Regions from separate parts of the Homo sapiens genome. Here region 2 is linked to region 1. A link is a contact called in ENCODE Hi-C or POLR2A ChIA-PET data. All regions are on one chromosome and are shown on one strand. Each heading gives the region's core, a stretch centred on a gene start or an enhancer-like site at or near the end of the contact. The rest is flanking DNA. Distances are from core to core; before and after follow the strand shown.

Evidence for each region. Hi-C counts contacts between places; a loop is a spot of excess contacts on that map. ChIA-PET counts read pairs that join two places held with the same protein, here RNA polymerase II (POLR2A). Pooled maps may share reads with other maps.
Region 2: a map of naive thymus-derived CD4-positive, alpha-beta T cell shows a loop between it and region 1 (3-fold over the local background). The contact joins the enhancer-like site here to the promoter of LINC03004 in region 1. A Hi-C loop is called at or near these places in 7 of 168 maps with a recorded cell type or tissue (Caco-2, GM12878, HepG2 and 4 more), 15 of 37 single-sample maps with no recorded cell type and 24 of 50 pooled maps. POLR2A ChIA-PET finds 5 or more read pairs at or near these places in 12 of 52 experiments (Caco-2, GM12878, HEK293T and 6 more).

The regions. Positions count from the first base shown.
Region 1 is chr6:137,664,112-137,667,374 of GRCh38, forward strand. LINC03004 (long intergenic non-protein coding RNA 3004) reads left to right here and starts at 1,535. Exons shown (of 4, transcript NR_125867.1): 1 at 1,535-1,628.
Region 2 is chr6:137,697,189-137,700,131 of GRCh38, forward strand. It overlaps LOC124901411 (a long non-coding RNA gene), which reads left to right. Exons shown (of 2, transcript XR_007059789.1): 2 at 1,489-2,943. Among named protein-coding and RNA genes, the nearest start is that of LINC03004, 33 kb to the left of the region's middle. RefSeq lists enhancers at 2,046-2,943, 2,056-2,185. Within about 2 kb of position 1,668, at least 7 of the 41 ENCODE cell types and tissues checked have a DNase peak (open chromatin) inside an H3K27ac peak, as active enhancers do.

The DNA of each region.
Region 1 (3,263 bases), core at 285-2,784:
CTGCCGTCTGTTGGATAGAAACTAAATTTCATCATGATATCTTCTTACAGGACAATTTAAGTAAATCAGAAAGGTTGGAACTAAGCTCTAGTCCCAGTGGGCTCCCAACCACCCATTCAAAGCCAAAGTTCTTGAGAATGACATTTTTTCCCCACATGGGCAATTGGGAACATTGATGGTTACTGTGATTCTAAAATCAGTGTGTCCTGCTTATGTAATAGATGATATAAAAACAGTGCTACGTCAGTGATTTCCAAACTTTCTTTTTTGGTAGCGAGTCATATTCAAACAAAATCTTGAATACGCTGTTCAGTTTGAAGTCAGGACCCATTTCAGCCCCACAGCAGTTCCTGCAGCCTCTCCACAGAAACAAAGCACCGAACAAAGGCCAGTGTGGAAAAACGTACTCAATGGAATTTCTGTGTTTAGAGAAACCCTAGAGAGGATACTTTGTGAATTTCTTTTTCTGTTTAAAAACTTTTTTTTATAAATTGATCTCCAAATCATGAAGCACTTTTCTCCCTCCAAATTTTCGTGTCAATTTTATCATTTCCACAGACAAAAGTTCTGCCAAATTTCTGCAGCTCAGTGAGCCACAATATTATCAGTATTTAGTGTTCCTATCATTCTGGAAGGTGTAGAAGTTAGAGGAATATATACTTGTCCACACAAGGTGGTCTCTGGGGCTGTCTTCTAAAGCCTACCAAGTGCTCATTCATTACTTATTTAAAGATATAGTGTTTTGACACCTGATGGGCTTAAAATTAAATGATTTTCTTGTTTCCCAATAGGGTGTCTATCTCTTGGGGGCAGACCTACTATAAGCAAGAATCAACATTTTTTAAAAGTTAAAAGAATTAACTTATAATGAGAAACATGACAATCACACAGAGCATTCTCTACTATGGTAGATCTACAAGATGTCCTAGCCCATCAGCCTAGAACCAAAAGGAACAGACCTGAAGTCTGAAAAATTAAGTTTATAGAACCATTTCCAAACAAGGAAAAAGCTGAGTTATTATAGAATTTGAAGGAAGGGTGGAATTAAGGTGAACATTAAATGAAGCAGTGCTTTGATAGGCTCAAAACAAAACAAGACTTTGAGTAGAGGATCAATATCAAGTCTGGACCATGACATGGACTTCAGGCCCTGTTTCCTTAAAAACTACTAAGTTAAGATTGATGTTGAATATTGTGTCTAGACACCCCTTATCTGAAGCTCTATAACTGGCTTGGAAATGGAGGCTGCTTCACTGGGTCAAGGTGACTGAGATCCTCCGGGCAAGAATGGAATATTTCATCCTTAATGATACTATTTCAAATGTGACATTTTGATAGTCTATGATGTTAGATAAACTTGTTTCTTCATGAGTAAGAAGGCAGTAATCCTTCAAAGAAGAAGGAAGGTTGCGTGACACTTTATAGCTGTGGTCCTTAGGAGAAACATTGTTTCCCATAAATATTGTTGCTGGCTTTATAATCATGTCTGTTATTCTAAACTGATGGATGACTGGAGGAATGTTTACTTTCTCAGGGGATGGCAAATGGCTCTCTCAGTTAGCTGGCTGAGCATGTGAGCAGTCCGTACGACCAAGATCATTGTTGTCTCCAGCAGTGGAGAGCACCAGGTGAGGATGGCAGCCACACTCACCTCCCATTGACCTTGACCCTTCCGTCTCTCCTGTGCCTCCCTTATTCCTTAAACCCTTCCCTATTTTCCCTGGTGGTGAGATGGGGAAGACGGAGGTGGCAAAAACTTTCTTTTGATACATCCCTCCTTTACATGTGCTAATATTTTCAGTCAAACTTTTCATCTTTTTGTCTTGGTCCCTTTTGCATTATCTTCATAGCTTAATTCTGAGAGGGTAATGGACATCACATCACATTTCTAAATTATTAGGGGACATATCTCATCATTTCCCCTAAAAATTATTTTTAAAAACTGTATATTAGTTCAATACAAGGAAACATAGACCAAATTATCCTTAGTAAATAATTATAGTTTTGGTTGAAGTCACAATTTGGTTGAATTGTAATTTTAGAAAGCAGTAAGATAATCTCATCCAACACATTTGTTTTAGAAATGACATAATGGAAGCCCAGAGAAGCATAATAATGTGTCAAATTTTGAGGGGGCCGCAGAGCCTGGCCAGATATAGAACAGATGTGTTGATTTCTTTATTGTTAGGGTGAAGGTTGCTAGCCAAATATCTAGCTTCCCCTTCAGCTGAATTAAAATAAAATATTGAAAACAACTTCTAAGTAAAACTGACTATCTTATGTTTACTTGGTAACATGGTAGTTTGTTTATTGTGGGTTAACTCTTTGCCTGACTAAATGAAAGTGAAAATGATATTTTCAGCCCTCCAGCACTTTTTTTTAAAAAAGGAGATGCTTCTACATACACACTTTCCTTTTTAAAAATGTATAGAAAAGTTAATAAATGAGTTCACTTTCAAATCAAAGGTTTCTTGATGTGACTTCTACATAATTTTCTGAATTTTCCAAATGAGGTAGATCTGAAATCCCCAGGGCAATTTCTGTTCATGGATAAGCCGGATAAGCCTGGACTTCCCAAGTGATGTCACAGTGAGACTTGAGCTTCGATAACCAAGAACTTCAAGACCAAACCATCATTTCAAGAGATTATCGAGAAAATGAATGTGAGAAGAGCTTGGTGAGATGTTCAACTGAAATAATATAGTCCTGTTTTCCTTAAGTACTTATAATTACATGTTGAAAATGAACTCTAAAAATTTATTGCTATCCAGTGTCTGAATAACCTGAAGAGAACATTGTAAAAACTGTCTAGCAAGATGTTTACAGCAAAATATTTTTAAGTGATGAAAACAATTTGCAAGACAATCTAGATACTACAATTCAAGTTTGGGTAAAAAACAAAAAAAAGAAAAAGAAAAGAAAAGGAAAGAATGGAAAAAAAAATTACCTGTTGGTAGTTGTGAGTATGTGGAAAAAAATATTTTCAAGGCATCAAAACTATCTGGATGGAAACTCCCCGAACTGTTAGATGTAGTTGCCTCTTGGACTATATGACTGAGAAGGCAGGAGATTTTTATTTTTCACTTTATGATCTTTTGTGTTTATATTGGTTGTACTTAGCATTGCCATATTTATAATTTAAAAATTCAATTAGGAAAAGGTTATTCAAGTTTGAAAACATCACGTCTCACTTGATTTATGACTTATTTAGGTTTGAATATAATTAATATTTAGCAAGAATGTGAATGTGAATTGCTTTTAAT
Region 2 (2,943 bases), core at 418-2,917, 33 kb after region 1:
AAGAGGCTGAAAACTGAAAATTGGAGGATGGACTTACCCCCAAATCCATCCCTCCTTTCCTAACAGTTTCACTCACTGCTCTTTCCCTGCACATGGTGCAGAGCATGATTAATATGTGTTGAGTTGATAAGTGAAGCTTGGCTCCTTGTCTTGGCCCTGCCACTAACCAGCCATGTTAAAATACTGAATGAACTTCTTGGACCTCTGTTTCCTGTTCTGCAAAAGGAGGGATTTAGTATAGCTTAAGGCCAACTATCACTGGCTCCATCTCCACGACTTCCTAGTGAAGTGAACAAAAGGTTCCCATACCTTAGGAGTGCCCAGCCTGCCCAGAGAGTGGCTGTGACTCCTTGTGGAAATTGTCAGCAATGACAGCTGTTGATGACAAGAGGTGTAGTAGTCACCTTTGTCAAAGCCCAGTCATGGTTCAGCAGGCAGAAGTCTGCATGCCTTCAAACCAGCTTTAGTTTCAGCTCAAGGCAGCAAACAAGGCAATTTCTTCCTAGGAATGCTGCCTGGCCCTGTCCATCCTGCCCAGGGAAACTTTGCAGGCCTTGCCACTTCTCAGGGTGAGGCAGTTGAGAGTTTATCACCATAAGCCATTGTTTTCACAGCAGTGAGAGCTCTGGACTTTCCCAGGAATTCCACTGGAATGTAAACAGTCTTCAGATCCCAGGCAGAAACCAGCGGATATCCTGAGCTGTCCAAAGTCCCATGTTGGATCCCAAAGATTTGATTTCTTTTTTTTTTTAAATCTTAAAATGTATTTTTGCTCATTAGATACATTTCTTTTTCTATCTCTAAATATTTAACACCCCTGATATCAGTTAATATTAATGATCTGGAATGAAAGAATAAATCAACTGAATAATAATTCTGTAATGAAAGTGTCATGCAAACAAATCTCCATGTTTCTGAACTCTATAAACTGTTAGAAACACAAGCTCATCAAATGTCCACCTTTTCATTGTCTCAGCCTGGCATGGTGGCTCACGCCTGCAATCCCAGCACTTTGGGAGGCTGAGGCGGTGGATCACCTGAGATCGGGAGTTTGAGAGCAGCCTGACCAACATGGAGAAACCCGGTCTCTACTAAAAATACAAAATTAGCTGGACGTGGTGGCACATGCCTGTAATCTCAGCTACTCGGGAGGCTGAGGCAGGAGAATCACTTGAACCTGGGAGGCGGAGGTTGCAGTGAGCTGAGATCGCGCCATTGCACTCCAGCCTGGGCAACAAGAGCAAAACTGTCACAAAAAAAAAAAAAAAAAGAGAATTACAATTCTGAATTGTTGTTGTTGTTGTTGTTTAATGAAATACAAATTCCTCTCCTTCCTATGCCAAAGTGCTCGGCCATCCAGCACGGCCTTCAAGCAGGGGACTTCAGAAAGATAGTCCACAGGAAGCCTGGGACTAAAAACTTGATGTTATTCAACTTGTGTGTTGATGATGACTGTAGGGCTAATGTTTTTCTGATTCTGTCTCTTAGATTCTCTCTGGACTATTTCATGGCTCAGGAACCACATCCTCCTTCCCCACTTCCTGAGTGTATGGGATGGCCACATATACTGAAGCTCAATCTTATGAAAAGAGCATTTCAGAGGCAGGAGGATCTGGATTTGAATTCCGGCTTGATCCTGGGCTGAACAGGACCAGTTCTGCTTTCTGCCCTGGGGCAAGTTACCCAACATCGCTGAGCATCTGTTTCCTTCACTATAAAATGAGGATGATGATACCACGTGGGATTGTTGAGAAGATAAAAAGAGAAAGCACTTGAAAAGCTTCTAAACATGACCTCTCACAAAGCTGTTCAATAACTGTTAGCTCCCTTTTCTCCTCCTTGCAGCTGCTGTTTCCTGGAGTTGCAAACGTTTCTAGGTGAGCTCATGTGAGACCATCTGAAACATTCCAAGAAGTAGTCCAGATGTAAAGACAGCTTTATCTTTGGCCAGGTGCAGTCTTACTAGAATGGCCCATCCTGGTAGAGAATCATGTGGCCCCTTAGACAACTATGACACCAGGAATTGGATGAAACAAAGTTTCAGCTACAGGATGAGGATATATAGATAAATGTTGATGACATATTTCTTTCCTTTTTTGGTTTCCTTTTCCCTTGAAAATGCTTTCAGATCTCTGAGACATCCCGTTGTCATCTTCCTCTTTTAAAACCCTTCGTGTGCTCTTTTCTATGAAGGGCTGGTTGGCAGCTGATGAGGCCCCAGGCTGGAAGGAACTCACCGGCTCATGGCTCACCAACCCCTAACTACAGCTGGGCAGGCAAGGAGGGAGGCTGCAATTTCATTCACTTCTTTAGATTGATGTTTTGACATCTTTAGAAGCCTCTGTTAAAATGGAAATGTGGAATCTGAGTAGTGTGGTCAAACTGGTATACGAGGACATTTTGGTGGTGACTCAAGTCTGATGAAGCTTTTCTAGTAATTTGTGCCTTCCATTTCCTAGGAACAAGAGTGAGTGAGGACTAAGGACACAAAACAGCAGCAGTTTCAGCCCCACTCCTATAATATTCTAAAAGCTTGTCCTTAGATCTTGATATTCTTCTCTCAGGCAGAGAGCTTAAGAATATTAGAGAAATATCCTGATACTTTTGCATTTTAAGGTAAGCCACAGCCAGAAAGAACAATGGGAGGCCCAGAAGCCCACCTCCAACCACTCCAACCAGATACACCAAGGACTCTGGCTCAGACCAGATACAGCCACCTTGGTGATCCAGAGAGGCCTCCTGCTGGGTGCAGTGGCTCAAGCCTGTAATCCCACCACTTTGAGAAGCTGAGGTGGGAGGATTGCTTGAAGCCAGGAGTTCAAGACCAGCCTGGGCAACATAGCAAGACCCCATCTCTACAAAAGAAAAAAAGAGAGAGAGAGTGAGAGAGGCCTCCTATCAGGAATCATGCTCAAGTTCCAATTCAATTTCAATGAGAGATAA